Linked DNA regions of Homo sapiens: region 2 is linked to region 1. Evidence: read pairs that join two places in POLR2A ChIA-PET (ENCODE). Cell type or tissue: B cell. All regions are shown on one strand.

What was found. Peaks named below come from ENCODE experiments on the same cell type or tissue, not always from the same donor. Only the 100,000 strongest peaks of a DNase experiment are listed, where the experiment ranks them.
Region 2: POLR2A ChIA-PET joins it to region 1 with 6 read pairs; 2 of 35 experiments call an interaction of 5 or more read pairs at or near these places.

Annotation. Positions count from the first base shown.
Region 1 is chr4:109,680,930-109,685,929 of GRCh38, reverse strand. MCUB (mitochondrial calcium uniporter dominant negative subunit beta) reads right to left here. Exons shown (of 8, transcript NM_017918.5): 5 at 3,188-3,348; 6 at 1,284-1,487; 7 at 563-679. It also overlaps a transcript of CASP6 not described here. Among named protein-coding and RNA genes, the nearest start is that of CASP6, 20 kb to the left of the region's middle. In B cell, no CTCF peak of the experiment used is centred here; no DNase peak of the experiment used is centred here; H3K27ac peaks cover 563 bases.
Region 2 is chr4:109,462,068-109,467,067 of GRCh38, reverse strand. SEC24B (SEC24 homolog B, COPII component) reads right to left here. Exons shown (of 24, transcript NM_006323.5): 2 at 3,424-4,167. Among named protein-coding and RNA genes, the nearest start is that of MIR576, 24 kb to the left of the region's middle. In B cell, no CTCF peak of the experiment used is centred here; no DNase peak of the experiment used is centred here; H3K27ac peaks cover 999 bases.

The DNA of each region.
Region 1 (5,000 bases):
CTGAACAAAGTTAATGAGTAAATTGGGAGGCCAGAGATAACTGGCTAACAAGCAGACTGTGAAAAAGTACTTAAGAATATAGACTCCGAAATCAAACTTGTGTTCGTACCATGGTTCCTTCACTTTTTAGCAGTGTATACCTGAGTAAGTGCCTTTCAGAAGGGAAAAAGATGAAGGGAGGAATACTATAATGATTCTTCTATCTTTAGGGACAAGAAACTTATAAATGCCTTAAGTTCCTTATCACAGTGTTCACCTTCCTAAAATGCTATTTTTTATTATTTGCTTAGAAATGGATTTCCAGTGAAAACTTTTATTTTACTATCTCAAGTCATTTAAGAAATTTTAACACACATATTTAAAGCTATCTTCATGTACAGAAGAGTAAAACTGGGATATGAAATTAATATGAAATATGTCAACCATTTCAATGAACAATCCCACAACACACAGAAATCTAGGACCAAGATTTAATTTGTGAGGATGAGCCACCAGTTATACTTCCCTGATACTAAGTTCTGGCTCCCAAACAAACCAGCTATAAGATGTATTTGTAGTATACCTTAGCAAGGTCTTCTTTTAACTTGTTGTATTGCTGCACATCAAAGTGCTGTTGCTTTGATTTCTTGTGGAAGAACTGAAGAAATTGCCTACTCTTAACAGCTGAGTAAGTATAATCCTTAAAAAAAAAGAGAGAGAGAAGAAAACAACATGTTTTGAATGAACATAATGCCTCTGCAAGAAAGATACTTGACTCAGCAACACCAAAGCAAAAGAAGGCAGATGAATGAGTGAAATATTTGCAATGGCCATGAGAGTAAGCATAAGCCAACACAAAACATTTAGTCTCATTTAAGATCTGCTGCTCCTTTCAAAAACAGGCAAGCTGGGAAGAGAAATTACACATAATGGGAAAGAAGAAGGAAGAAATAAGAAAAGGGAGATTTTTGGCATATTAAATAACCATGAGGCAAAGCTGATGTTACTGAATGTTTTGCAATGCAAATTCAGTTTTTTTTATAAATGAGGGCACAGAGAACACATATTTATCCCAATGGAGGAATTTGTGTGTTACACTAATTACTTCTCCAAAGAAGTTATATATAATTTCTCTGTGTTGTGAGTCTTCATTCAGTCTTGTGAAAAACAATAAAAAATTTACCAGCTCATAAAAACCAGATGGCAGTAATTCAGTAAATAAAAAGGCTTTTTTGCTCATTGCTTAGATAAGACATTCTTTGCAAAGATGTTCTAACTTACCATTTTCCTAACAAACTACTCACCTGTCGAGTGACTATAAAGTATGCAAAAAAGACCATAGAATTTGCAAATGTGATGAAGTATGTAACTGGCTCCATGATATCCCAGGAGTACACCCACCACGTGAGCCAGGCCAGTGCCCCACCCTGAATGGACAGCAGTGCCAATCCAGCCCACAGGAGTCCACTGGTTTTGGCTTCCGAATGAGCTTCTATTCCAGCTTTCACCTGAGGGGGAATGAAAAACTGTTAATTCTGTTTACAAATACACCAACTAAAGGGACAAAAAGCAAGATGAAAAGGAACTCTTGCCGGGCGCGGTGGCTCACGCCTGTAATCTCAGCACTCTGGGAGGCCGAGGTGGGCGGATCACGAGGTCAGGAGATCGAGACCATCCTGGTTAACATGGTGAAACCCCGTCTCTACTAAAAATACAAAAAATTAGCCGGGCATGGTGGCAGGCGCCTGTAGTCCCAGATACTCAGGAGGCTGAGGCAGAAGAATGGCGTGAACCCAGGAGGTGGAGCTTGCAGTGAGCCAAGATCACTCCACTGCACTCCAGCCTGGGCGACAGTGCAAGACTCTGCGTCAAAAAAAAAAAAAAAGAAAAGAGGAACTCTTGAACAAATGCACATCTGCATTACTTTGAAGAGGTCAGACATATGGAAAAACAATTTATGAAACATACATGAATGAGTAAATGCTCATTTCAAATCAGCTCACTAATAAAACTCTTTAAAACTATAAAGGTAATAACTGCCCTTGGAAAAATGAATAGTAAAGTATACAATTGAAAACTCAGAAGTCATCCTCTGAAACCCAACTAAAATTAGAGGCCTATTTGACTCAGCAATTCTACTTCTAGGAATTCATTCTGAATATATACCTGCATACACAAAACCCATTACAGATTCATTCTCAATAGCTGAAGTCCTAAAAGAATCCATATGCCCATCAAGATATTACACAACTGTAATGAAGCTCTGTGCCAATAAGGAGAGATTTCTATAATACACTGAAAAAAGATGAGAATAGTGCATAATAGTGTGCTTCCTTTTCTGAGAAAGAGAATAAAATAAGAATGTATTTGTTTGTACACAGATAAAGGAAATCTGAAATGATTCATAAGTGTGGAGAATATAGTAACTGTGTGGAGGACAGGGTGGGAGGAAAACTTTAGATTTTAAAATTTTAATCCAAGTAAATATATTACAAGTAAAGAAAAAACTAAAATGGTAAACGATAAAAAAAACCAAACAAGTCCCTCTCTCTGCCATCCTCCAAATACCCTTAGAGGTAATCACTATTAAAACTTCCTTACATCTCCAGAAACTTTCCATTCATATTCAAAGATACACATATACCTTCCCATTTAAATAAAAACCACAAATGGGATTATAAGTCTAAAGAATGCAATTCTTTCCCTTGAAACAAACCAATTTCCCCAACTATCCCCCCAAATCAAAGTTATTTTTTCCACACCATTGATTAACTTTAGATGCTAGCCATTACCAACTTTCCAGCTGCAATTCTGTTAGGCACAGCAGGGGCTCTGGGCCTATTCTCTAAAAAGGAAAGGGAGGTAGGACTCCAGCTAGTGCTGCCCTGCTCATATTATACTTATTTACAGAGACATTATGACTGATCTCTGGAGAGGAGGCATGGCATAGAGTTTAAGATGGCAGCTCTGAACACAGGCCACGTGAGCTCAAGTCCAGGCTCTACCATGTATTAGCGATACAGCTCTGTTGCTCAGTTTCCTCATCTGAAAAATGAGGAAGATAAAAGCACTGAACTTACAGGTTTTTTGTGAGGCGTAAAGGAGAAAATTAGCATATGGAAAGCATTCAGAAAAATGCTCACATGAGGAGCACTCAATAAACACTAGGTATTATTTTCAAATATACTCAACCGTGATGCTTCCTAACCTGTTCAAGGGGCTGCAGCTGTTCCTTCAGGTGGTCAATTTTCTCCAGTAAATGGTGCTCTCTCTTTTTCTGAGACTCTTCTAAATGCAAGATTGTAAATAGTCTGTGAACCAAAGATTTCATGTGTTCCATCTCAGCAGTGTGCTCATTACTTGGTTTTTCTGAGAAAAGACACAAGGGAAACAAGCCAGTCACCACATTGTTCCCGCAGGGTGTGTAAATCTTTCGGTCCCCAATTCTCTTTCCAAATATTATCTTAGGATCCACAGGGTAAGGAAGCTGGTGTACAAACATGTAAACAAAGGTGTAATATACATTTGAAAAGCAGTTCAAGTGTACTTTTCAACAAAGAGAGTCACAGTAAACAACAAAGTGTGGATCTGAAGAGCAGTTCATATACAAGGTAAAAAAAAAAAAAGTCACCAAAAAAATGACTTTGGCATAAGGATTATTTTCAGCTGAAGGCAATTGAGCATAAGCAGCTACAAGAAAGGCTCTCTGGCCTCTCCCTTTTTGCCCAAAAGCAGGACACAAATTTTACAAAGACCTCGTGAGAGACAGAACTAGCTGGATTTCCTAGGCCAACTAAGAATCCCTAAGCCTAGCTGGGAAGGTGACCGCATCCACCTTTAAACACGGGGCTTGCAACTTGGCTCACACCCAACCAGAGAACTCACTAAAATGCTAATTAGGCAAAAACAGGAGGTAAAGAAATAGCCGATCATCTATTGCCTGAGAGCACAGCGGGAAGGACAAGGATCGGGATATAAAACCAGGCATTCGAGCCAGCAATGGCAACCCCCTTTGGGTCCCCTCCCTTCGTATGGGAGCTCTGTTTTCACTCTATTTCACACTATTAAATCTTGAAACTGCACTCTTCTGGTTCGTGTTTGTTACTGCTCGAGCTGAGCTTTCGCTCACTGTCCACCACTGCTGTTTTGCCGCCGTAGCAGACTCGCTGCTGACTTACATTCTTCCGGATCCAGCAGGGTGTCCACTGTGCTCCTGATCCAGCGAGGCACCCCTTTGCCGCTCCAGATCGGGCTAAAGGCTTGCCATTTGTTCCTGCACGGCTAAGTGCCTGGGTTTGTCCTAATTGAGCTGAACACTAGTCACTGGGTTCCATGGTTGTCTTCCGTGACCCACGACTTCTAATAGAGCTGTAACACTGCATGGCCCAAGATTCCGTTCCTTAGAATCCGTGAGGCCAAGAACCCCAGGTCAGAGAACACGAGGCTTGCCATCATCTTGGAAGTGGCCCACGACCATCTTGGGAGTTCTGGGAGCAAGGACCCCCGGTAACACTCTCTACCAGAAAGAACAAAGGTAGATCGCCAGAGACAACTTTAGACCCTTTTCAGCTTGGAGACTGCACCAGAGGAATCTACAGACAAACTTTAGTAGCTTTTGACTACCTTTAACCAACTTATTTGCTTTTCCACAATTTGCTGACCCCAGAGACTCAAGGACCTTTTCCTTTGACTTGTCACAACTCTAAAAATGTATTATTCTTTGTAGAAGATGCTCTATCAGCTGAGGTTCAGAGCCACCTCTTTGAGAATTACTCATTCCTTGGATACCTCCCATGTGTCTATGGAATATACACATTAATAAACTACTGTTTGTTTTCTTCTTAGTAATCTCTCTTATCACAGGGGTCCATCCCAGCTAAGAACTAAGAGTAAAGGGAAAATTATTTTTCAACTCTTACAGGAGTTACGGTTTCAGAGTTTTTAATATAAAGTTCTCTTGATTATAGACTTCCCTCATCCCACCTCCTCCATGGGTTTATAAGTCCATATAAAATTAGGCT
Region 2 (5,000 bases), 220 kb after region 1:
GGCGTGAGCCACCGCGCCCGGCTGGAGTGGACTTTTTAATAAAATAATTGAAGTTCTAGTACTGAATTATAATGTACTAATAGGCTTTTCTAAAATAAAGCAAATGAGATAATATTTAAAGGTCCCCTTTAGTCTATGTTTTGAATATGAATTCATTAGCTGCCTAAAAATAACAGTATGTATCCATCTGTCATATTTTTGATATTTGCTTAACTCAGGTTTATACTTTTGCATCTCCAACTCTATAAAATGACTGAGGACTTTTAGTATATCTGAAATGAAGATAGTATAATCAAGTAGTAAAGAAGGTAATCATTTTTGTCAATTATTCAAAGGTTGAATTTAACACAAAACTATTGGCCGGGTGCAGTGGCTCACGCCTGTAATCCCAGCACTTTGGGAGGCCAAGGCGGGCGGATCACAAGGTCAGGAGATCAAGACCATCCTGGCCAACATGGTGAAACCCTGTCTCTACTAAAAATATAAAAAATTAGCCAGGTGTGGTGGCGGGTGCCGCTAGTCCCAGCTACTCGGCAGGCTGAGGCAGGAGAACGGCATGAACCTGGAAGGCGGAGCTTGCAGTGAGCTGAGATGGCGCCACTGCACTCCAGCCTGGGTGACAGAGCGAGACTCCATCTCAAAAACAAAACAAAACAAAACACAAAACTATGTTTAATACTTAAGATTTTCATTTTAATGTGAAAATATAATTTGAGTATTGAAAGCAATTATGTTGCCAGACTTTCTAGAACATTAAACTCAGTATTCCCTTACCCTGTACCTAGTACAAGGTACTTTTACCTAGGCTCCCCAAGGCACTGCAACAAATTCACAGGTTTCCAAGGAATATTTTAAATCGTTAAGAAAAACAGTGATATGTGTCAGATACCTTACGAACTACTACTAAGTTACATGGGGCACTTGAAAAATATTGAAACGTATCAACTGAGAAAGTTTGGGAACTTTGGCAATATTTAATTTTAAAGTAGATTTTTAAAATAACCTCTTTTTTTTTGAAATGAAGCACGTTTGTCATATTAACCTGAGATAATATTTAATTTGTCAACCTCTGAACTTCAATTAAAAAGTAATTTACCAATCTAAATGCAGGGGAAAAAAACCCACTTCTGAACACAAATTAAATTCTAAAATATATTCATTATGGCATCCACAGTACAGTACTAAGATTAAAAGAATGAAAATATATCCTGCCTCTCTGCCTACAGGACCCATTAGAGCAGTTACTCAAACAGAGAATAGTTTTGTAATTATTCTCCCCCTTTATTTAATCTTTTCTTAATGACAGGCCTTTCCCAATTACATGTTCTGTTCATTAGCCAAGTGACCCCATATTTCCCTGACACATCTCAATATAAATTAGTTCCATCCAGGGTGCTATTTCCACCTCAGAACTAAGATAGGAATTACTTGTATTTCCTTTGTCATGAAAGTCACAAAATCCTTAAGTTGGAAGGACTTTAGGATAAGTGGATCTGTAAATAGAATGTTGAAAGAAGAGAGAGGAAAACAATTTCTAGAGGACAGAAAGCCCTGGTTCTGAGGGAGACAGAAGAAACTGACCTCTAGGCCAAGCTCTGTTTCTACCATTAATGACCACAGGCAATTCAACTTGGATAACTTTCTTCATTTGTAAAACAAAAGGACTACAGTAAAATTTAGATGTGTTTCACAGCATCACTGAAGATCCAGTTAGAAATAGATTCTCAAGAGTACCCTGGAGATTCTATTCTAGCTCAGTAATTTGTAGTTGAATATCACAATCTGTGCCAGTGATTCTGGTAGACAGCCAGATTTCGGAACTGTGACAGACACTTTGAGTTGACTCACCCAAGTCAGTGCTAACTCCCTTTTTTCTTGTTCGCCTCTACTATGGATGCTAAAAAAAAGATTCAATATTCATTTTCCAGCCTTCCCTGAAGCTAGGAATGGTCTTTTAAACAGCTATGGCAAATGATCTGTAAAATGAAGTCTGTCAATGCCACTAACCAGTCCCCTTTCCTCTCCCTTCTTGGTGCTTTTAATTCTGACTTAATGTCTATAGGTACAGAAGTATCTTGTTTCTATAACCTACATGCTGCAGGTGGCAGAGTGGAAAGAGAAAAAAGGATACCAAGAACAGCGGGATCCACTGCATCCACCTAGACTTGTGATGTGAGGAAAATACCCCCTTTTTGTTTAAACTACTATTAGCTGCTTGTATCTGAAAGCATTTCTAAACGACATAGCAATGAAAGAGTAGATGATCTCAAATGTACAGCTTGGGTCTAATATTAAAGTTCTAATTTTAAATAATCTCATTGTCCAGAGAAGGATATCTTTCCACAGCATCTTTGACACATGGCTATCCAGATAATGATACACAATCTAAAGGCATCATTCCAAAAGTTACCACAGCTTTACCAATTCCCATTTTTTACATGCATTTTCATTCGGTTCAAAAGCAGATTCTGTTAAATTCAAGTCACAAATTGAATTAAAATGAATATATCCTAGGGAAAGGAAACACTGCACTTAAAAAGCCACATTGGGCCAGGCACAGTAGCTCGCGTGTTCGAGACCAGCTTGGGCAACATGGCAAAACCCCATCTCTACAAAATTAGCTGGGTGTGGTGGCGTATGCCTGGTAGTCCCAGCTACTTGTGGGGCTGAGATGGGAGGATCGCTTGAGCCCAGGAGGTCAAGGCTGCCGTGAGCTGAGATCATGCCCAGCCTGGGTGATAAAGTGAGACCCTGTGTCAAAAAAAAAAAAAAAGGGCAAGCCACGTCTTACATACATAATTTTTAAATGAAAAAATTTAACAACACCTTGGTTTAGGAAGGTCAGAAGGGCTGAATACCAGGGTATTCTTCATGCATCTTCCTTTCCCTTCCCCATCTTTCAGCCTAACTTACTAATCTGAAAATGAGAAACACTGTTTACGTGCAGGAAAGATGTCTTCTGCAAAAGTCACTAATAGGGGCTAACTTGGGGAAACCAGTGCACTGCTGCAAACCATCCTTTTTTCTAAGTAAGTGGGGCTCTGGCTAAAAAAACAACTGTCCCAAGGTTGAACTAGTATAAAAGAGAAAATAGTGGCCAACATATCCTCAAAACAGACCCTTCCATTTTGCCCTGTATCTAATTCACATTAAAGACAACTATTGCAGATGTATAAAATATATCAATAAATGTTGACTGATCATGGCAAGGAACCAAGCTAGACAAGGCAGATGGTTGGGTGGCTAATTGGGAATGGATGAGAAGAAAGGGTTCAAAGAGGTGCTACAAAAAGCCACAATAAATTAGCAAACTTCCAGTTTTTCTATTAGGCAATATCACCTCTAACCTTCATGTAAATAATAACTTAATTGGGAATGCACTGATTTTCAAACATGTTTTGGTGAACTTTTCATTCAACCTACCAGTAATGGTTGGGTTGTTGTTCGCTACAGCCAGGGATCCTGTGTGGTTTCGGATGAGATTGTCTTGAGTCGATGGAAGGCCTGGAGATGACCACGTTAGAGTACTGTATCCTGAAAGACTTTGCTGCTGGTGGTGCTGTTGTGATGGTAGAGGTGGAAGTGGCGATGGATGGCTGATAGCTGTATTTTGACCAGAGAATGAATTATCTTTAACTGGCCTAACAGTCGGAGCATTCTGTGAGGTAAACATTTGCCCATATGTATCACCAGCAGGCAGAGAGGGATATGAAACACTAGGATACGCGGCATTAGAAACAGTTGACATAGCATAATGACCACAAGTAGAGGGAAATCCCTGAGACGCAACAGAAGAGCTGGCAGAGTACATGGCTGGACTATTGTAGTGATTCACAAAAGAGGAGTATGGTTGGGAGGCACTCGTATGCAAATGGGATGCTGACGATGCAGCACCTTGGAAAGATCCTAGAGTGGATCCCACAATATGAGGGGCAGGAGGACCCCTGCTGTACAACTGCTGTGCTCCTGGTTGCTGGTTCACTGTGTTAGGAGTCACATTTTGTGTTGGTACTGTATAGAGAGCAGAGTAGTAATCACCACACTGGGTATCCAATGGCAATGAGGTCATTTTCCCAGGTCCTTGAGAGTAATGTCCTGAGGGAGCAATATAGTTTTGATGATGCAATCCATATCCAGATGGAACCTGCATTTGATTCTGGGCTGGACCTGAAAAAGCAAGTATTTACAGGTATTTGTAAAGAGATAACTAATTTTTAAAAATAGCCCCCATTTAAATATTGAAGCAATTAACTTTCTTTTCCATAATCCCAACTTATTACAAAAGGTATACACTGTTATAGACCCATTATGGTAGCCTGCCTCCAACATGGCCCCCAATGATCCCCACCTCCTGTTATTCACACCCTTGTAGTCCTCCCTCACAATGTACCAGGACTGGTCTGTATGAACAGTAGCATACGGCAAAGGTGATGATATGTCACTTCCATGTTAGCCCAGTCTTGAGCTCTGGCTCTCTTTCTCTCAGATACCCCAGTCTGAAAGAAGCTAACCTGCCAAGCCGTGAACAGCCCTATGAAGAAGCCCATGCAAGGAGGAACTTAACTCTCTGGCCAACAGCCAAAGAGAAACTAAGATCTGCCAACAACCACGACTGAGCTTTCAGGCAGATCCTCCAAACTCAGTAGAATCTTGAGATAACTATAGCCCAGCCAACAGGTTATCTCATGAGAGACCCTGAGCCAGAACCACCTAGCTAGGCTGCTCCCAAGTTTATCTTCCTGAGAAACTGTGAAATAAATAGTTGTTGTTTTACAAGTTGTTAAGCTTAGGGGGTATTTTGTTATGCAGCTATCAGTAACTAATATACCCATCCTGGAAGAAGTTTAAACTTTGAGACAGGGTCTCGCTCTGACCCCAGGCTCTATAGAGTGTGATGGCTATAGAGCGCGATGGCATGATCATGGTTCACTACAGCCTTGTTCTCCTGGGCTCAAGCAATCTTCTCACCTCAGCCTCCCGAGCAGCTGGGACCACAGGCG